Regions from separate parts of the Homo sapiens genome. Here all the other regions are linked to region 2. A link is a contact called in ENCODE Hi-C or POLR2A ChIA-PET data. All regions are on one chromosome and are shown on one strand. Each heading gives the region's core, a stretch centred on a gene start or an enhancer-like site at or near the end of the contact. The rest is flanking DNA. Distances are from core to core; before and after follow the strand shown. Region 1 holds the start of SMAP2 (small ArfGAP2). Region 2 holds the start of NDUFS5 (NADH:ubiquinone oxidoreductase subunit S5). Region 3 overlaps INPP5B (inositol polyphosphate-5-phosphatase B). Region 4 holds the start of MTF1 (metal regulatory transcription factor 1). Region 5 holds the start of INPP5B (inositol polyphosphate-5-phosphatase B).

Evidence for each region. A loop is a pair of places that touch in the nucleus more often than their neighbours do. ChIA-PET counts read pairs that join two places held with the same protein, here RNA polymerase II (POLR2A). Pooled maps may share reads with other maps.
Region 1: a pooled map shows a loop between it and region 2 (2.6-fold over the local background). The contact joins the promoter of SMAP2 here to the promoter of NDUFS5 in region 2. A Hi-C loop is called at or near these places in 6 of 50 pooled maps. POLR2A ChIA-PET finds 5 or more read pairs at or near these places in 2 of 52 experiments (Caco-2 and T-cell).
Region 3: a pooled map shows a loop between it and region 2 (3-fold over the local background). The contact joins the enhancer-like site here to the promoter of NDUFS5 in region 2. A Hi-C loop is called at or near these places in 2 of 50 pooled maps. POLR2A ChIA-PET finds 5 or more read pairs at or near these places in 2 of 52 experiments (PC-3 and Panc1).
Region 4: a loop to region 2 is called in a pooled map, with 8 times the contacts of the local background. The contact joins the promoter of MTF1 here to the promoter of NDUFS5 in region 2. A Hi-C loop is called at or near these places in 7 of 50 pooled maps. POLR2A ChIA-PET finds 5 or more read pairs at or near these places in 2 of 52 experiments (activated CD4-positive, alpha-beta T cell and activated T-cell).
Region 5: a pooled map shows a loop between it and region 2 (4-fold over the local background). The contact joins the promoter of INPP5B here to the promoter of NDUFS5 in region 2. A Hi-C loop is called at or near these places in 4 of 50 pooled maps. POLR2A ChIA-PET finds 5 or more read pairs at or near these places in 2 of 52 experiments (PC-3 and Panc1).

Annotation. Positions count from the first base shown.
Region 1 is chr1:40,370,727-40,374,976 of GRCh38, reverse strand. SMAP2 (small ArfGAP2) reads right to left here and starts at 1,250. Exons shown (of 10, transcript NM_022733.3): 1 at 754-1,250. The coding sequence starts at 856. RefSeq lists an enhancer at 493-992 and silencers at 978-1,117, 1,188-1,507.
Region 2 is chr1:39,023,832-39,027,842 of GRCh38, reverse strand. NDUFS5 (NADH:ubiquinone oxidoreductase subunit S5) reads right to left here and starts at 1,493. Exons shown (of 3, transcript NM_004552.3): 1 at 1,441-1,493. RefSeq lists enhancers at 380-965, 966-1,552, 1,412-1,661.
Region 3 is chr1:37,923,877-37,927,835 of GRCh38, reverse strand. The region is part of intron 7 of INPP5B (inositol polyphosphate-5-phosphatase B); the gene reads left to right. Among named protein-coding and RNA genes, the nearest start is that of INPP5B, 21 kb to the left of the region's middle. RefSeq lists an enhancer at 1,434-1,673. Within about 2 kb of position 1,816, at least 5 of the 41 ENCODE cell types and tissues checked have a DNase peak (open chromatin) inside an H3K27ac peak, as active enhancers do.
Region 4 is chr1:37,856,847-37,860,865 of GRCh38, reverse strand. MTF1 (metal regulatory transcription factor 1) reads left to right here and starts at 1,274. Exons shown (of 11, transcript NM_005955.3): 1 at 1,274-1,335; 2 at 3,157-3,615. The coding sequence starts at 3,208. It overlaps INPP5B (inositol polyphosphate-5-phosphatase B), which reads left to right. Exons shown (of 24, transcript NM_005540.3): 24 at 1-169. RefSeq lists a silencer at 1,008-1,337.
Region 5 is chr1:37,944,694-37,948,497 of GRCh38, reverse strand. It overlaps INPP5B (inositol polyphosphate-5-phosphatase B), which reads left to right and starts at 1,445. Exons shown (of 24, transcript NM_005540.3): 1 at 1,445-1,508; 2 at 2,164-2,246; 3 at 2,648-2,742. The coding sequence starts at 2,190. LOC105378651 (a long non-coding RNA gene) reads right to left here. Exons shown (of 5, transcript XR_001737983.3): 5 at 2,871-3,219. RefSeq lists enhancers at 1,277-1,516, 1,094-1,623.

The DNA of each region.
Region 1 (4,250 bases), core at 1-2,500, 1.3 Mb before region 2:
ATTCATCTTTCTCTCTCCACTGATTAAACGGATCCTGCACTACAGGCATAATCGGCTAGTTTCTGCCACCACTCATACATAGGCCTCCAACGCACTCTACAAGCCAGGGCTACACTGCCTAGAAATCCGCACTGTGTCACTGCATAAGGCAGTTTCCCACTGCACACATCCAGAAGAATAAAGTCACCTAAGCACTCTTGTCAGATCTTAGCAAGGCTGCAAAATGACAGGAGTTGCTAACCAAATAGCAGGAAGCAAAAATCACCACCTTTAAAAATCATTTAAGCAGTTTTCCTTTCCGCCATCTCACTTCCCTCCTCCTCCTCCTCGTCATTCTCTCTCTCTCTCTCTCACACACACACACACACACACACACACACGCACGCACGCACGCACGCAATGCAGTTCATCCCCAGCTTTGCAAGTGACATGCTGGGAGCTCTCTCTGGACAGCCGGCCCAGAACTCATTCAGAGCCCTCAAATACAGACATTCTCACCTGAACACGCCAGGCAACTTCCACCCGCACCATCACCTCCACCCTCCCCGACACACACAGACTCGCCCTCGCAAGCTCTACCCATACCAATCCCCCAGCTGCAGAAAGCCCAGTAGGCTCACTGCAAGCGCAGCACGCGTTACCACTTATAAGCCGAGTTGGGCGGCCTAAGCTTCAGAAACCGCCTCTTCACGCAGCCCACCCCCACCACCCCGGCGCGGCTGGACCCCTGGCCCGCCAGGTGGGATGCGCTACCTTTAGACTGGCAATCTGCACAAAACTTGTTATCCTCCTCCAGCAGCAGGTTGGCCAGGACAGCCTGGTACCGATCCACGTCCTTCACCGACTTGCCTGTCATGGCCAGGGTGCCGGCGGGGGCAGAGGGCGACGCGCCCTCCTCGCCCCCAGAGACCCCTGCCTCAGTCCGGGGTTGAGGACTCCCGGTCCCCCGCCCAGGGGCACCTCCTGAGCGGGGAGAGCCCTCTCCTCCGGCCCCGCCGGACGCCCCTTCCCGGGTCGGGGGCGTCCGTCCCCCACTCCGCAGCCCCTCGGCGCGGCGCCCCTTGGCGGGCTTAGGGACAGGCCCGCCTCCAAGAGAGGCTGCGGGGCCAGAGACCCTCAGCCCAGGCAAAGGCGGACCACGAGCCTCCTGGGTGCCGGACGCAGATGACCCTCTGGCCGGCCTGTCTGCTGGCCTTGCGTCCCGCGCCTCGGTTTCCCTGGCAGCTGCCGTCAGCTCCGCTACCACCTCCACCGCCTACTTCCGGCAGCTCTTCCTCCCCACCTCCACCCTGCCCAGCTCGCGCATGCGCCCCGCCCCCACCGCGCCGCACTGGGCTCTTCCTTCAGCTCCGCCTCTCGGGAACCAATCCGTGGAGAAGCGGGGGGCGGGCCTTGGGTGGGGGCGGAGGGAAGGGGTGGGCACGCCCCCTGCGTGTCCTTGGAAGAGAATGAATGGAGCCTGGTAGAAAGGGAGTGGAGGGAATGGAAGAAAGTGAAGGAAGACAACAACTAACATTTACTGAGCTCTTACTATGCGCTAGGCACTGTGTTAAGCGCTTTGCATGAACTATCCCAACATAATCCTCACAACGACCCTATGATCATCCTTATGTAACCTGAGGGTTGTTGATACCCCAAAGTCCTCCAGCTTGTTTTTTCCAACAGCCAAATATAAGAGTCCAAGCCCCTAACCCAGGATATAGGAACGTCACCCCCTCCCCACATTTTCAGAGGACTCTGGTCACCTCTCACTTGGAATACCTGCTCCCACTAATACTCATTAGCTCTCCTCTGTGACTCCTGCCTTTTTGGATATTGTTTGGCCTGGTGCCCAGACAGTTTGTTTCTTCTTCCATTTCTTAAATTCTCACAAAACAGCGAGTTTTTTGTGGCAGACTTTTACTGAACGTTATTTGGGAAGGGTGGGGGACAGTGATTAAAGCATAGCACACAACAGGCAACTCCTTAAAAATGATTATTAAACATCATCATCCAAAGCCACCGTTGCTACAGATAATTTCTCATTGGCTGTCCTTTTCCTTAGGGATCCACCTGCCATCTGGCTTGTGTTTTCATTCACTCATTCATTCATTCATTCACTGAGCACGATGTTACTGAGAAATTTCTAAGTATCAGGCACTGTACTAGGGGAGAGGGAAACAGCATGATCCGATTTGTGGTTTTAAAAGGTCACTCTGGCTGCCATGGAAATAATTAATCAGGGAAGATAGTAAGCAGATGCTAAGAGTTATCTAAACTCTGGTGAAACCCTCTCCTCCATTTCTTTACTTTCTCCCAAGACCAGGATCCCCTCAAAGCTTTCATCTCATCAGAGGAAAACTAAACATTTCTATTACTTTATTAATCACAACAATTAAATTTTCTGGCTAAGCCTCTTCCCTTCTAGCCATGCCTAGGGGACTTGACTTTTAAAAACACACAAGTTCATTGGGGTGTTTTTCCTCAGAAAACCCATCCAAGTAGGTATTACCATAACCATTTTTCAGTTGAAATAGACAGTCAAGATTAACTAGTTACTGGGTGTGGTGGCACATACCTGTAGTCCTAGCTACTCAGGATGCCAGAGCCAGAGCATCACTTGAGCCCAGGAGTTGGAATCCAGCCTGGGCAACACAGTAAGAACCACCCCTCCAACCCCCAATGTACCCCGTTACCCTGTCTCAAACAACAACAACAACAACAAAACCCAGTTAATTGCGGTGAGTGGTGATTGTACCTTAGTTCAAGCCCTCCCCATCTTCATCTCCTCACTCTGCAAATAGCCTTCCTGCCTTAGTCTAAATCTGGTTAAATTAATCCTTCACCGTGCTCTCTAGAGGGAGCTTTTAAATGCCAATTCTGATGGACTCACACTTCCTGCTTAAAAAATCCTTTAGTGGCTCTCCATTGCCTATGGCAGTGTTTCTCAAATTGTTCCCACCTAGTGAGAGATCTCATGGCTTTGTGGTTAAGCACACAGACTCTGGGGCAAGAATGCTTAAGTTTAAATCTTCAGCTTTTACCACCTATTATCTGTGTGACTTTGAGCAGGTTACTTAGCCTCTTGGTGCCTCAGTTATTTCATCTATAGAATGGGAATGATGATAACATTAATAGTACCTATTTCACAAGATTATTATGAGGCTTAGCTGAGATAATGCCTGTAATATAATTAGAACAGCCCTTGGTAGATAGTGAATGATAGACAATTAGCGCTCTTCACTAAATATTTCTGGCGTTTTGCCTTCTGAGCACATGGTAGGATTTTATTTCCTGGCCTTCAAGTGATTGGGAAAGACCAATGAGTTTGAGCAGAAAGGATGGATTACTTTGTCTCTGAAGCATTTATTTGTTGCTTTGAGCCTCTTGTGCTTCTCTTTCCCTCTGGCATGGCAACTATTGATGCTGAAGATGTTGGTTGCTCTATTAGCCTGGATTTCTGTGTAGCTGATAAACAAGAGCTCTCTGCCAGCCCATAGAGGATAACTTAGCATAAGCAAGAAATAAGCATTGTGTTGCCATTGAGTTTTGTTTGTTTACCACTGTATAAGCTAGCCTATCCTAGCAGATACATCAAGTATTAGCTCTTTTTATTATCATTACTAATAGCAGAGTAAAGTGAGTGCATAGCCCAGGGTCTGAGGATATAAACAAAGCAAACTGCTCCTCCCAAGTACACATTTTTTTTTTTGAAGTCTTGAATTTTGCTTTGACTAGTCTTGCAAAAATGTTCACTCTGTTCCATCATGCACATGTTATCTTATCATAAAACTGTTTCCACATTAGTTATAAAATTTTTTTTTTTGAGACCGAGTCTCGCTCTGTCGCCAGGCTGGAGTGCAGTGGTGCGATCTCGGCTCACTGCAACCTCCGCCTCCCAGGTTCAAGCAATTCTCCTGCCTCAGCCTCCCAAGTAGCTAGGACTACAGGCACGTGCCACCACTCCTGGCTAATTTTTTGTATTTTAATAGAGGCAGGGTTTCACCCTGTTAGCCAGGATGGTCTCAATCTCCTGACCTCGTGACCCGCCCACCTCAGCCTCCCAAAGTACTAGGATTACTGGCATGAGCCACCGCGCCTGGCCAGTTATAGAATTTTCTTTTCTTTTTTTTTTTTTTTTATTATACTTTAAGTTTTAGGGTACATGTGCACATTGTGCAGGTTAGTTACATATGTATACATGTGCCATGCTGGTGCGCTGCACCCACTAACTCGTCATCTAGCATTAGGTATATCTCCCAATGCTATCC
Region 2 (4,011 bases), core at 244-2,743:
TGTCTCAAAAAAAAAAAAAAAAAAAAAAGAAGAAGAAGAAAAAAAGAATTTGGATCCTTTGGTCAGGTTCTCTGTCTCAAAAAAAAAAAAAAAAAAAAAAAAAGGCACTTGTGGTGGTATGTGCGCCTGTAGTCCCAGCTACTCCTAAGGCTGAGGCAGGAGACTGAGGCCAGGAGTTCAAGGCTTCAGTGAGCTATGACCTGGCCACTGCACTCCATCCTGGGCAACAAAGCGAGATCCTGTCTCAAAAAAAAAAAAAAACCAGAGCGAAAGAAATGGGTTAAGACTTACTTTGTAGACTATTACAGACAGTAGGGAAAAAAATTTACATGCAAATACATAATAATGTTAAATGTAAAAACACACACACAAAAACAAACCCTGACTGCCTAAAATGACTGAAAGGAAGCGCGCGCACACCCACAAATATCAATATAAATGTGTACTCATGGTAGATTTAAAGGTGAATTTAGTTGGGCGCAGTGGCTCACGCCTGTAATTCCAGCACCTTGGGAGGCCGAGGCGGGCGGATCACCTGAGGCCGCGAGTTCAAGACCAGCCTGACCAACATGGCGAAACCCTCTCTCTACTAAAAAAATACAAAATTAGCCGGGCGTGGGGGCGCATGCCTGTAATCCCAGCTACTCGGGAGTCTCAGGGAGGAGAATCGCTTGAATCCGGGAGGCAGAGGCTGCAGTGAGCCGAGATCGCGCCACTCTGCACTCCAGCCTGGGCAACAAGAGCGAAACTCCATCTCAACAAAAAGGTGAATTTAACTTCTTAAGTTCCTTCCCATCCCTCAGTCATCATTTACTGAGTAGTTACGTTCCAGGCACTCAGATGCGGGGGAAAGCAGCTCCAACGTAAGCACCAGAGACACACACTCGGAATTGCGAATACACTGCAAGGAACACGAGTGGGTAAGAGCTCGAAGGAGGAAGCACGAACTCTGCCCGGAGACTTGAAAATGCCTTTAACATGGCTTGCGAGTTCGCCAAGTGAAGATCAGTGGGCAGAGTGTTCCAGTTGGGCAACAGCCCGGAGTTACAGCCGGAAGTGCTGGCTATGTTTGGGGGACAATGGAGCGCAGCGTGCATGACGGTGAAAAGAATGAAATGAGCTCAGGAGGCCGGCGGGGCCGAAATCACGCAGAGCCTGGAAAGCTGGGATAAGGATCGTAGACTTTAGGTTAAGAAACAGAAAGCCAAAACATTAGTCCGGCAAAAACCTAAACAAATGTGGAAAGTGGAGAGAGCGGCAATCTCCAGGCTTCGGTGCCATTAGCTGTGGAGGTGAAGCGGCCTGGGAGGGCAGGGAACACGCCCTGAGTTCAGGTCTGGGAGAAGGGGACACACAGCAAGCCAAGAGGAAATCTGTTAAAGAGACCTCGGAAGGAAGGTCCTTAAGCTAAGCTGCCGCGCGGACATAAGCAGCCCCTACCTACCCGATGCTCGTGCCCTTGACTCTTCTCTGGCCGCCGCTTCAGAACGACTAGCTAGCGACGCGGACGCCTGCCGTAAAGGATGACCTCAGCGAGACGTTTGCAGCGCGACGCCGGAAGCCGACCTTCCCTCAGCCGTCTCCCCACAAAACCATAGAAACCGAGCCCGTTGGCCTGGTACGGTGGCTGACGTCTGCAATCCCAGCACCTTGGAAGGCTGAGGGAGGAAGATCACTTCAGCCCAGGAGTTCGAAAACAGCCTGGGCAACATGGCGAAACTCCCCTCTCTACAAAAAATAAAAAATTAGCCGGGCGAGGTGGTGCATGCCTGTGGTTCCAGCTACTCAGGAGGTTGAGGTGGGAGGATCCCTTGAGCCCAGGAGATTGAGGCTGTAGTGAGCCATGATCACACCATTCCATTGCATTCCAGCCCTGGCAACAGAGCAAGACCTTATCTCAGGGGGAGAGTGAGAGAGAGAGGATGAAGAAGAGAGAGAGGAGGTAGAGAGAGAGAAAGGAAAAAAAACCCAAACCCATCAATTACAGAGACACAGGGAAGGCCTAGCCATTAGTGAGTTCTTGCTCCTTTCTTGCACTCTGCCTAGCATGCTCACGACAACACTGAGTGGTGAGAGACTTCACCAAAGTCACAGGAGAGAAAGAACACTGGCTCCCTGCCTACCCACTAGTGGTTAAGCACATGGACTATGAGCCCAAACCACCACGTGGGGTCAAATGTAGGCCCCCAGCCGGGCGCAGTGGCTCAGGCCTGTAATCCCAGCACTATGGGAGGCCGAGGTGGGCGGATCACAAGCTCAGGAGATCGAGACCATCCTGGCCAATATGGTGAAACCCTGTCTCTACTAAAAATACAAAAATTAGCTGGGTGTGGCAGCGAGTGCCTGTAATCCCAGCTAGTGGGGGGAGGCCGAGGCAGGAGAATCGCTTGAATCCGGGAGGCGGAGGTTGCAGTGAGGTGAGATCGCGCCACTGGACTCCAGCCTGGCGACAGAGCTAGATTCAGTCTCAAAAAAAAAAAAAAAAAAAAAAAAAAAAAAAAAAAAAAGTAGGCCCCCACCAATTTCGTGTGACTCTAGGAAAGTTTCTTAACTTCATTGTGCCTCAGTCTCCTCGTCTGTTAAGATAATTATGGTATTCACAATGGAGGCTTGCTATAGGGATTAACTGATTTATGTATAAAGCACTGAGGCGGTGGCTAGCACATGGGAAACATTCCAAGGCAGTCGCAGTTCTTTGATGTCTCAGCTTTCAGTTTGTGAATCAACTGCTACCATGCCTGTCATCTGTTCCAGAACCTCCAATGACTCCCTTTGACTACATCAGAGACTCTAAAGTGTTGTGTGTATGTCTTTGGGGGGTGGACCACAGGGTGCATGAGATATTATACATTGGAGGTATGGGAGGAAAATACTAGAACATATATATATATATATATATATATATATATATATATATATATATAAATATATATATATATAATTATTACTTTTGAGACAGATTCTCACTCCCATTGCCCCGCTGGAGTGCAGTGGTGCAATCACAGTTCACTGCAGCCTCAACCTCCCTGGGCTCTGGTGATCCTCCCACCTCAGCCTCCCAAATAGCTGGGACCACATGTGCATGCCACCATGTGCCTGGCAGTCTTTATTATAATTATTATTTTATTTGAGATAGGGTCTCACTCCATCACCCAGGCTGGAGTGCAGTAGTGCTATCATAGATCACTGCAGCCTCAAACTCCAGGGCTCAAGCAATCCTCCTGCTTAGCCTCCCAAGTAGCTGGGACTACAGACATGCCACTGTGCCCAGCTAATTCTTTTTTTTTTTTTTTTTTTGAGACAGAGCTTCACTCTGTCACCAGGCTGAAATGCAGTGGTGCAATCTTGGCTCACTGCAACCTCCACCTCCCAGGTTCAAGCGATTCTCCTGCCTCAGCCTCCTGAATAGCTGGGACTACAGGTGTGCGCCACCACTCCCAGCTGATTTTTGTATTTTTTTTTAGTAGAGACGAGGTTTCACCATATTGGCTAGGATGGTCTAGATCTGTTGACTTCGTGATCTGCCCGCCTCAGCCTCCCAAAGTGCTGGGATTACAGGCGTGAACCACTGCGCCCGGCCAAGCTAATTCTTTAAAAAAATTTTTTGTGGAGATCAGTATCTCTTTATGTTTCCCAGGCTGGTCTCCAGCTCCTGGGCTCAAGTGATCCTCCTGCCTGGGCCTCCCAATGTGCTGAGATTACAGGCATGAGCCACCATGCCTGGCCCTTTTATACATTTTTTTTTAACACTCTGAGAGAGAGTTGAGGGCAGGCTGCTTGTAAGGATAAGGCAGCCTCTTTTATACATTATTAACCTAAGAAAAAATGGGGTGCCCTTGAAAGAGTTTTTTAAGATTAGAAAACAAGGGCCAGGTGCAGTGGCTAATGCCTGTAATCCCAGCATTTTGGGAGGCTGAGGCAGGCAGATCACCTGAGTTCAGGAGTTCAAGACCAGCCTGACCAACATGGTGATACCCTGTCTCTACTAAAAATACAAAAAATTAGCCAGGT
Region 3 (3,959 bases), core at 567-3,066, 1.1 Mb after region 2:
GCCGGGCGCAGTGGCTCACGCCTGTAATCCCTGCACTTTGGGAGGCCAAGGAGGGCGGATCACGAGGTCAGGAGATTGAGACCATCCTGGCTAACATGGTGAAACCCCGTCTCTACTAAAAATACAAAAAAATTAGCCGGGCATGGTGGTGGGCGCCTGTAGTCCCAGCTACTCGGGAGGCTGAGGCAGGAGAATGGCGTGAACTTGGGAGGCAGAGCTTGCAGTGAGCTGAGATTGCGCCACTGGACTCCAGCCTTGGTGACAGAGCGAGACTCTGTCTCAAAAAAAAAAAAAAAGAAAGAAAAAGAAAAATGAAATGGAGCTAGTTTCAGACTGGAATCCACGTCTTCAGGTTCAGACCAGTGTCTAGGAGGTAACTTGTGGTGTTGAAGTCAGGTAATGCTTTTGGTTGAGTGGCAGCTTGTTCACGTGATTCTCTTGCCAAGCCCAGCTTGCACTGACTTTAGATTGGTAGTTGAATCGGTAGATTGGTAGGAGTCTTTCTGCTCCTGCACTTATTTAACTGCTCCTTTTTTTTTTTGAGACGGAGTCTTGCTGTGTCACCAGGCTAGGAGTGCAGTGGCACGATCTTGGCTCACTGCAACTTCCACCTCCCGGGTTCAAGTAATTCTCCTGCCTTAGCCTCTCTAGTAGCTGGGACTACATACATGCACCTGCACGCCACCACACCCAGCTAATTTTTGTATTTTTAGTAGGGATGGTGTTTCACCTTGTTGGCCAGGATGGTCTCCATCTCCTGACCTTGTGATCTGCCCGCCTGGGCCTCCCAAAGTGCTGAGATTACAGGCGTGAGCCACCGCGCCTGGCCTCACTGTTCTTAACATCTTTTTTCTTTTCTTTTTTTTTCTTCCTAACCACTAGATGACCAGGGATGCTGTTAACTTCCTTTTGCAGCTTTTTCTTTCCTTAAAAAGAGTGAAGTCTGATTTGGGAGAAATACCTCATTATTTCCATCTAGCAACTGAAGTTGCTCTTATTCAGAAAACCCCATTGAGGATCCTGTACAGGGCCCAGTACTTATCCAAGTCAGTCTGTAAAATGTTCACCTGCATTGCATCCTGGGTACATGCAAAACCTGGAGCTGTGTTCTGGAGGGTTTTGAACTATGCACTAAAAAGGAAATGGCTACTCAGAAGTCCCACAGGGGCCATTCTGGGCTATTTTAACAAAGCAGTAATAGCAAATACATTTTGTTTTTTTTTAATCCAAAGTTGATTAGAAATGAGCCAGCTTCGCCGGGTGTGGTGGCTCAAGCCTGTAATCCCAGCACTTTCAGAGGCCGAGGTGGGCGGATCACAAGGTCAGGAGTTCAAGACCATCCTGGCCAACGTGGTGAAACCCCATCTCTACTAAAATATAAAAAATTAGCTGGGCGTGGTGGCGTGCGCCTGTATCCCAGCTACTTGAGAGGCTGAAGCAATCACTTGAACCTGGGAGGCGGAGGTTGCAGTGGGCTGAGATCACGCCACTGCATGCCAGCCTGACGACAGTGAGACTCCGTCTCAAAAAAAAAAAGAAATGAACCAGCTTTGTAGTAACTCAAATTTACAAGGGGATGTGTTTAAGTATTTTTTCTTCTGGACCCAGGAAACAAAGTATTAAAGTCTGTCATGCCAGTGAAAGGAAATGAATGCTATTTATATCTCAGGGTAACATAAAGGGTAACCTAGTTTACCAGAGTAGAAGCCAGAGAGCATGTTAGCAAAATAGCCCCCGGGGTGGTTTTCTCTCTCACTCTCTCTTTCATCTTGTTTTGTCAGTACTAATAGGTAAAACTTGTGTGACCAACATATCCTTTTAGCATGGAGAAAATAAATTTGCTTTTGTTTATCTTAGAGAACAAATATTGCCCATCATTTCCACCGTTGTGGGAAGCTCTGCAGGCTCCTAAGTAACTTATTTTAAGTCACTTTGTTTCCTTAAACAAAAGAGAACTGTATTCGTTTTTCTTCTTCCTTTTGTTGTTCCCCTCTCCATTTTCCTTCTTTGGGCCATTTAATCCAGTTTTATGTTTCTAGTACAAGAGAACCCCCTAAAGATTCTTTTTTTCTTCTGAAAACAGTTTGTTTTGGAATTCTGCAGTTATTGTTGAGAGCAAGTGAGGTGACCCACAAACACTCAGTTAGAAGTGGAGCTTTGAACAGAAAAATCCTCAGGGAGGGACAGTTCAGGAAGAGGGAGGCATCAATATATTTATTAGAGGAAAGATACTGTACTGTTGGAGGATAGATGCTAGCTGACTTGCATGTTTTTCTTTGCTACTTAAAATATACTGTTAGCCCGGCACAGTGGTGCGCACCTGTAGTCCCAGCTACTCGGAGGCTGAGGCAGGAGTCTTGCTTGAGGAGTTCCAGACCAGCCTGGGCAACATAGTGATATCTCTAAATTTAAATAGATAAATATATAAAATAAATTACGCTCTAACAGTTTTGTTATTGGTGATCCATACATGAACTGAAGCTAGCAAATATGAATGAGAAGAGACTTTCTTTCTTGGAATGCCAATGATGAGAATTTAAACAAAGTGGATGTCAAGAGGCCTGGACATTTTTCTTTTTCTTTTCTTCATGGTTCCTTGGTGCACTATTACTTTCTCTTTTTGTTTTTATTTATTTTTATTTTTATTTTATTTTATTTTTTTGAGACGGAGTCTCACTCTGTCACCCAGGCTGGAGTGCAGTGGTGTGATCTCTGCTCACTGCAGCCTCCACCTCCTGGGTTTAAGCAGTTCTCCTGCCTCAGCCTCCCAAGTAGCTGAGATTACAGGCATGTGCTAACATGTCTGGCTACTCTTTGTATTTTCAGTAAAGACGGGGTTTCAACATGTTGGCCAGGCTGATCTTGAACTCCTGATTTCAGGTGATCTGCCCACCTTGGCCTCCCAAAGTGCTGGGATTATAGGCGTGAGCCATCATGCCTGGACTAATTTTTATATTTTTAGTAGAGACAGGGTTTCACCATGTTGGCCAGGCTGGTCTTGAACTCCTGACCTCAAGTGATTCAGCCTGCCTTGGCCTCCCAAAGTGCTGGCATTACAGGTGTGAGCCACCATGCGCAGCCTCTTTTTGTTTTTAGAGACGAGATCTCCCTGTGTTGCCCAGGCCGGTCTCAAACTCCTGACCTCAAGTGATCTTCCCGCCTCTGCCTCCCAAAGTGCTGGGATTACAGGCATGAGCCACCGCGCTTGACCTCTTTGTACGATATTAAACGTGTGTCTCAACTTTCCTCTTATGTCTTTAAAATGGGAGTGAATGTTTGCCTCCTGGAAAGTCACACAGGACTTAAGCAATGCTAATTATTTAGACGTGCTTTCATTTGGGAAATACAATTAGAAATGGGAAATGCTGGCCAGCAGCGGTGGCTCATGCCTGTAATCCCAGCACTTTGGGAGGCTGAGGTGGGCGGGTCACTTGAGGCCAGGAGTTTGAGATCAGCCTGGTCAACATGGCGAAACCCTGTTTCTACTAAAAATACAAAAATTAGCCCGGCAGGGTGGCACATGCCTGTAGTCCCAGCTAGTCAAGAGGCTGAGGTACGAGAATCGCTTGAACCCCAGAGGTGGAGGTTGCAGTGAGCCGAGATCACGCCACTGCACTCCAGCCTGGGCAAGAGCGAGACTCTGTCTCAAAAAAAAAAAAGAAAAAGAAATGGTAAATGCTCACCTCTGAGAACTGAGAACCTGGCTGCTGTCTTCAGGGTCTATCCTAGGGGGATTTCTTCCTGATAAGAACTGCATTGGCTGGGCACAGTGGCTCAGGCCTGTAATCTCAGCACTTTGGGAGGCTGAGGCAGGTGGATCACCTGAGGTCAGGAGTTTGAGACCAGCCTGGCCAACATGGTGAAAACCTGTCTTTACTAAAAATACAAAAATTAGCCAGGTGTGGTGGCTTGCGTCTGTAATCTGCGTGCCACTTGGGAAGCTGAGACAGAAGAATCAC
Region 4 (4,019 bases), core at 25-2,524, 1.2 Mb after region 2:
GTGAGAGAGGGAGACCCCGTCTCTAAAAATAAAATGTAAAATCACTGAAAAAATGAGTGTTCGGTGAAACAAGTGGGATTTTCTGGGCCAGCAAGTCTTCCAAACTGTATATGATGCATCCTGTCTCCATGTGTAATATATTTTAATGATAAATGTATTTTTAACAGTGGCGGTTGTGTATGTTTTTATGTCTTAAGAGATGGCAGTTCGCTGCAGCTGGATTTTGTGGCTCAAGCCTTGGGGCCAAAGAGACATATTCCTGGCAGTCTGGTGGGTACCAGTCACTATTCACATACTTCCAGCAAGAAATGGTTATGGCACTGACCTGAACCCCTTGACCCCTGGTCTGGTCTTTGGAGTTGTCCCACTCTGAATATTCGAGAGAAGCAGCTTATGGTTAAAACAGGCAGTGGCAGCTGGGAGGATCTAACAGCTAGATCCTCCAGGCATTTGGAAAGGACAGGGGCATAACGAAGGCAGAATCGCTTCCTGGGTACGAATGCCCACTACTTCTGGGCACTGTGAAATGGGTTTAAGACGCGGGCCAGCAGGACAATGTGAACGGTGAAAGGAAGGGAGTGGCCGGTAGGTGGCGCTAACTGGCCCGGGCATGAGTCCCGCCGTAGCCGCGTCCTCTTGCAGGGGAAGAAAGTTGGGACCGCCAGCCTGGGCAAGCGCGTGAGAAGGGAGCTGGGGGTCCTAGGCAAGCGCGTGAGAAGGGGAAGAGGCGGCGGCGTCCTCTCCAGCTGGGCTTAGAATACTCTTAGTTCTGCCTTTGGGGTCTTGTCTTCCTTTCTGGGCCTCCTGCCTGTGTTAACTTTGATGGGTGCTGAAGGGAAGGCCGGGGTCCCGGCAGGAGAAACCCGGGAACGTCGCGGCCGTCCAGGCTCCCCTGGCGGGTTGGAGCCAGGGTTCTGACTGCCAACTGTGGTCCTTCCCGCTGCGGCTGTGGCTGCCAGGGCGAGGGCGGTCAGCGCAAACCTGGCTGAGGACATTTCGGATTCTTCCTTGGGGATTCGTTCCCTTCTCCTTGACTCCGGTGCCGCGAGGGCGACACCCTCCGGGCCCCGCGTGGCCACCCCGGGCGCTTCCCCACGCGGATGAACCCACCTCCTGGGCGCCTTCCCCTCGGTGCCCCGCTCGCCAATTGGAGGCTGCAGCTCAGCCCCCTGACAACCTGAGCCAACCAGAGGCGCCAGGGAGGGGCGGATCCTCTGTCCCCACCTTCCTCCGGAAAGAGGAAGCGGAAGTGACGTTAGGGGAAGGTGGGGGCAATCATGGTGCCGCTGGGGAGGGGAGAAGCTGCTGCTGCCGCCGTTGCCGGGAGCCGCGGAGGTAAAAGGCGAAACTAGACTCGGCCTGGGCTTGGGACTTACCGGGAGGCGCGGGACTTAGGCTCCCTCCTGAAGCATTTCCCAATAGAGACCTCAGTTTGGTCACCATAGGGACCCCACCCCTTCTCCGTTTCCATGGGGATGGGTATCCAGCCCCCCTTCCCTGTTTCCATGGAGACCCGGACCCTGCCCCTCTCCTCCTTGCTTGGAGACCCCCAGCTTGTCTTCGGATTTTTCTGTGTAGCCCTGTGCTGGGGGCTATCCCAGACAGGTTCCTTTTCCCAGCCTCCTCTCAAGGGGGCTCTGTTCGCACTCCTCGTTGGCTACCCTCAAACCTCCTGGTCTTGTTTGTTTCGGACAGTTGGTCTCCGCGTTGCCGCCGAGGGTGCCGGGGCAGCCCACTGGGGCCCTCGGTGCTCTTCTCTCTCTGCTCAGATGCAGCGAAATGTACATCTGTGGGGTTGCGTAAGCCAGAGCTAGGGGTCGGGCCGGTACCTCCCGGATCCAATCCTTTGGCCTGTCTCTGGTAACTGTCTAGCCATCCCACTAAGTAAAGGCTCACTTTCTAACCCAGAGCAGAAGAGAAAGATAAAGCGCAAAGCCAGACTGAAAACTAAAAGGGATGTGCTGATTATTTTAAAATTCTCTATTCTGCCTGCCAAACCCACATTTGTAGAGCCTGTGTTTGCAGATGAAGGAAGAATCACTATTCCAGAACATGAAAGCTTCAAATGTGGTATTTTTCTCAAGAGAATGTATCTTCCCAAGATAGTATATCTTCACGAGAGAGTAGGTAGCCATGTCTTTCAGTCATTTAGCTGACATTTCCTGAACTCTTATCATAGTATCAGTGTACTATGCTAGGAGCTGTAGAAACAAAAATAATAAGACTCAATTGATTCAGGGACGAGAGCCCACCACAGAACCATAACTTCTTGTTGACACCATATTGTTTTAGGACATAAATAGATACAGTGATCTTCGTTGTTTGTGCCTGATTGAGGAATAGCCCTTCCACCCAGAAGGTTGAAACATCTGTTCTAGGTAGGGGGGAAGGAATTCATACTTGTTCCTCTACTATTTACCAAACATTGTGCTTTACATATGTTGCCTCTTTTATTTCTTATAAAAACTTTGAGAGAACAGGAATTACTGGTCCCACCTTGCACGTAAGAAAAATGAGGCACAGAAAAGTTACCCATGTAGTAAAAGGCAAAGACAGGATTTGTAGGTAGATGACTCTGCCTCCAAAGCCTTGCTCCTTCTACCATAAACTGCATGAAACCATTTACTGCCTCGTGGTCTGATTTGGAGGATATTTGAATGGATGGAGTTTCCCTTAAGATTTGTAGCAACTCAGCCTTTCAGCAGCTGCTGTTCTGTTTGCTCTTTTGTCCCCTTTAAATATTTTGACCAAGTTTCAAATTGTTTGACAGGCGTATTCAGAAGGTCTTATGAACTTATTCAGTTTTTGAAAAGCATTGCTTTTCTTTCTTTTTCTTTTTTTTTTTTTTTTATTAGAGATGGGGGTCTCACTATGTTGACCAGGCTGATCTCAAACTCCTGGCCTCAAGCGATCCTCCCATCTTAGCCTCCCAAAGTGTTGGGATTACAGGTGTGAGCCACCACGCCCAGTCGGCATTGCTTTTCTTTAAAAATGACTTGATGGTTTTAAAGTTAAAATAAAAAAATTATTCCCAAGGATGGTTTTTCATTTGCTTTGGCTTGCTCTTTAAGTGAGAGGGAAAATGAGCCTTGTGGTTGCTGAGGAGGTCCGTCGGTCTTGTGGTATGACTCTAACTCTGGCTTTGTTCTGTTGCAGACAAGTCATTACGTTTTCATTTCTCACAACTGGGCTGAGCACAACTGAACCATGGGGGAACACAGTCCAGACAACAACATCATCTACTTTGAGGCAGAGGAAGATGAGCTGACCCCCGATGATAAAATGCTCAGGTTTGTGGATAAAAACGGACTGGTGCCTTCCTCATCTGGAACTGTTTATGATAGGACCACTGTTCTTATTGAGCAGGACCCTGGCACTTTGGAGGATGAAGATGACGACGGACAGTGCGGAGAACACTTGCCTTTTCTAGTAGGGGGTGAAGAGGGCTTTCACCTGATAGATCATGAAGCAATGTCCCAGGGTTATGTGCAGCACATTATCTCACCAGATCAGATTCATTTGACAATAAACCCTGGTTCCACACCCATGCCAAGAAATATTGAAGGTGCAACCCTCACTCTGCAGTCGGAATGTCCGGAAACAAAACGTAAAGAAGTAAGTAAAGCAGTCAGTGAGGGCCTAGTTTGGTTTTGGGGCAAGTCCTTACAAAATTCTTGGTGCAAATTTTAGCTGGGGAGTAAAGGAGTGCATGGGGTTAGGACTTAAGTAGTTTTGCTATCAACAACATATGCCTCAGGTTTTGTTGTGATTGCTTCTGGAACTTTTGGTTTGTATAGCCACATTGAAATTTGGGAATATCAAATTGTAATTTCTCGAATTTCCTTCCCCAAATCATAAATAAAACAGAAATTTCACTTAAGTAGACCCATGTTTCTGGTGCTAAAATAACTATTTAGCTTATCTACAGGGAAATAACTGGAGTTTGCTTATTTGATGAAGAAATAACTATATTTGGCTTATCTCCTGGTTGTGTTTAAATGATTTGTTTTAGAGATGAG
Region 5 (3,804 bases), core at 196-2,695, 1.1 Mb after region 2:
TCCCCTTTCCCCTCATCGTCCACATGACTTAGACACTGAATTCAAATAAACTTGAGCTCCATTTGTGCTGTGGATGTTTCCAGGAAAAGAAATGGATTGAGAAGAAGGCAACGACTGTTTCTGGAAGGGGTTTACATATGCAAAGTTGAACTGGTCATTAGGATGGCCACTTCACTTGGGGAAAGAGGAAGGGAAACTGTTCACAAGTCACAACAGTCACCCCCTCCCCAGCACTGAAGGCCCATTCCTTCAGTTTGGGCCAAAGCTTGAGAGAAGGTGTATTTATTAAAATAGTTCAGAAAGTAATTCACTAACTCCATAGATAACTGTGTGCCAGAAACTGCTGGTATGTTGATGAAAAGGCATAGTCCTGTCCAACGGGAGCTTACAGCTTAATTAAACAGCCAATAGGCCAAGTGAGAATGATCCTAGCATTCCTTATCTGAGCTGGGTGAGCAATCACAGCTCACTGCAGCCTTGAACTCCTGGGCTCAAGCAATCCTCCCACCTCAGCCTCCCAAGTAGCTGGGACTACAGGCATGCACCACCATACCCGGCTAAATTTAAAAAAATTTTTTTTTAGAGATGGGGTCTCAAACTCCTGGCCTCAAGCGATCCTCCCTCCTTGGCCTTCCAAAGTGCCGGGATTACAGACATGAGCCACTGTGCCCAGTCCCTGTGCTGGCTCTTTTTGTCCATCTTGGGTAACCTCCTTATCTTAGATGGGGAAATTGAGTCCCAAGGGAAGAAAGGTCTTGGCCAAGGTCACAAAGCCAGGCGGATCAGGGGAAGGACGTTGCCGGACAGGAACAGTGTCATACCCTTTATAAAGTGCGTTCACACCCAGTAGCCTCAAACAGCCCTGTGTGGCAGGAGGGCTGGGTGGGGCTAAGGGAGGAAATAGGGCAGTGTGTAGCGGTATAAATGGCCCAGGAGTTGCAGTCAGACTTTCAGTGGAGTCCCAGTGTTGCCACCTGCTAGCTGCAGGACTTAATGTCAAACTGCTTAACCTATCCAAGGCTCAGTTTCTCCACCTGGAAAATGGACATAATGGTTCTTCATAGTCTGGTTCTCCCTCCATTAAACCAGGAGAAGGTAGTTATTTTAGGGGAAGAGTTTCAGTAGAGGTCCGGGTTGTCTACCCTGGAGTGAGAAGAGCTGAGGATGGAACTAAGGAGAAAATAAAAATGCATTATATTCTTCCCCTAAGATAAAATGTGACCATCTTCCTTCTGGGTGGGAAGCTCTGGCCCCATGACCTAGAGGGCTGGGGATGGGAGTGAGGGCAATCATTAGAAAACCTTTCTGGTATAGGAAGCCCAGTGTACCCCAGGGCCTAAGGGGTTAACACGGATGGAGAGACTCCCCACCCCACGATTGACTCGGGCATGCTGGGACTTGCAGGCTGACTGACCACCATGTGGCGCAGGGGCTGTTGGGAAATGTAGTCACTGTCCCGGAACCTGGGGCAGCGGAGTCCCGTGCGCCCTGTGGTGACAGCTCAGGAGGTAGGTGACAATGTCAGGGAGCTGTGGGTGGGAGCAGAGCAGGAAAGCCAGGGCAGGGCTGGGCAGGAGGGAGTGGGCAAGCTGAGGGCTGGGACACCCCCCAACCCCCGGCCTGCAGCTGATGCAATGGGCCTGCTGGGGCGGGGGTGAAGGGCAAGCAGCAATGGGACACTTCCTGTCTCCAAGGAAAGAGGAATGGGACCCTCCTGAATGACAGTAAGGGGATGTTCCCTGAACCCCACATGGACACACCACTGACACCTCCCAGAGAGGCGCTAGCAGAACAAAAACTGTCCCCAAAAGAGAGGAAGAGCCATGTCCTAGGAGCAAAGGGACTAGGTCCCCTTCTCCAATCCACGTACCCCACTTCCAACAAGGATAGACCACACTCAAGAGCAACTGGATGCCCTCCCAGACAAAGGCAGTATAGCAAACTGTAGATCCCAGCGGGGCAAAGGGACTGGACCCCTATCCCTAAAAACTGAAAGGCCTATTCTAGGGAGGACAAAGAGGAGGAGGAGGAGGATCAGGCCTCCCCGGTACCATCTCCCTCTGCAAAGGCCCCTCCCTCCTGCCCCCAACCCCTCTGAGGCAGCTCCACCACCCCATGCGTAACTTGTTGACCAAAGCGGGGCTCCTATCTCCCCTCCCACAGGGTGTGTGCGCTCAGCAGGGGCCAGCATGGACCAGTCTGTGGCAATCCAGGAGACGCTGGCTGAGGGGGAATACTGCGTCATCATATCCTTCCTGTGCTAACTGCGGCCCTGAGCCTGCCCTGGCCTTGGGAAGAGGAATGGAAGGTGTCGAGGTGTCTATCCCCTCTCCTGCCCCTCTGAACCATCAGGGGAGAAGGAAATCAGTATTTACTAAGTACTTACTGAGTCCTGGACTCTCAGCCAAATGCTTTAAATACGCAGTTATCCTCCTAACTCCCTATGAAGTTGGGGATTATTATCCTCATTTCATAGATAAGGAAGGCTTAGAGAGCCTGTTTGTCTGTTAGTTCAGCACATGGTTTGAGTGCTCACCCAAGGCCACACAGTGAATCTGGGGGGGCAGGGGAACAGAGGGAAGGTGGGACAGCCTGGGTGGGGAGAGGCCTCGCCTCTGGGTTGTCTTCCCTTGACTCTGAGCCGCAGGCGGTGCAAGGTGTGCTGTGTGAGGGGGACAGCCGGCAGAGCCGCCTCCTGGGACTCGTGCGCTACCGCCTGGAGCACGGCGGCCAGGAACACGCGTGAGTGAGGGGCTTGGTCCCCACCTGTCTGGGCCATGGGGTTGTTCATCACTGCACCCTCCAGCTGAACTTCAACTGTCCCTCCAGGGCAGGGTCTGAGTCTCCTAGAATAATTATCACAATGATAGTTAATATTTTTTGAACACTATATTTTAAACCCTGCACACGTACTAACTCATAATCCTCAAGATCTAAGGAGGAAGTTTCTTGAGAAGAGACAGTTTAACATACTAGTCCAGATCTTGAGCCTCGTGGTCCAAATGCCTGGGTTCAAACCCAGGCTTTGTTACTAACAAGCCACATGATCTATTGTTTGTTTGTTTTGAGAAGGAGTCTTGGTCTTTGCCCAGGCTGGAGTGCAGTGGGGTGATCTTGGCTCACTGCAACCTCTGCGTCCCAGGTCCAAGCAATTCTCGTGCTTCAGCCTCTTGAGGAGCTGGTATTACAGAGGTGCCCGCCACCATGCCTGGCTCATTTCTGTATTTTTAGTAAAGACAGGGTTTCACCACGTTGGCCAGGCTGGTCTTGAAGTCCTGACCTCAAGTTATCCACCTGCCTTGGCCTCCCAAAGTGCTAGGATTACAGGCATGAGCCAGCGTGCCCAGCCTCACATGATCTTTTTTTTAGAGACGGGGTCTCTTTCTGTCACCCAGGCTGGAGTGCAGTAGTGCACTCATAGCTGCATGCTGGAACTCCTGGCCTCAGGTCATTCTCCCACTTCAGCCTCCCAAAGTGTTGGAATTTTAGGCATGAGCCACCGCACCTGGTGGAACCACATGATCTTGAGCAAGTTGTTTTACTCCTCGATTTGTCCATATTAAAGAGTAAAGTGAGTTAGGCCAGGTGCAGTAGCTCATGCTTGTAATTCCAACACTTTGGGAGGCTGAGGCAGGAAGATTGCTTGAGCCTAGGAGTTCGAGACCAGCTTGGGCAACATAGCGAGACCGCCCCCCCTACCCCGCCCCACCTCCCGCTCCCCGGCTCCATCTCTACAAAAAATAAGAAAATTAGCTGGGTGTTGTGGTGCATGCCTGTAGTCTCAGCTACTCAGGAGGCTGAGGC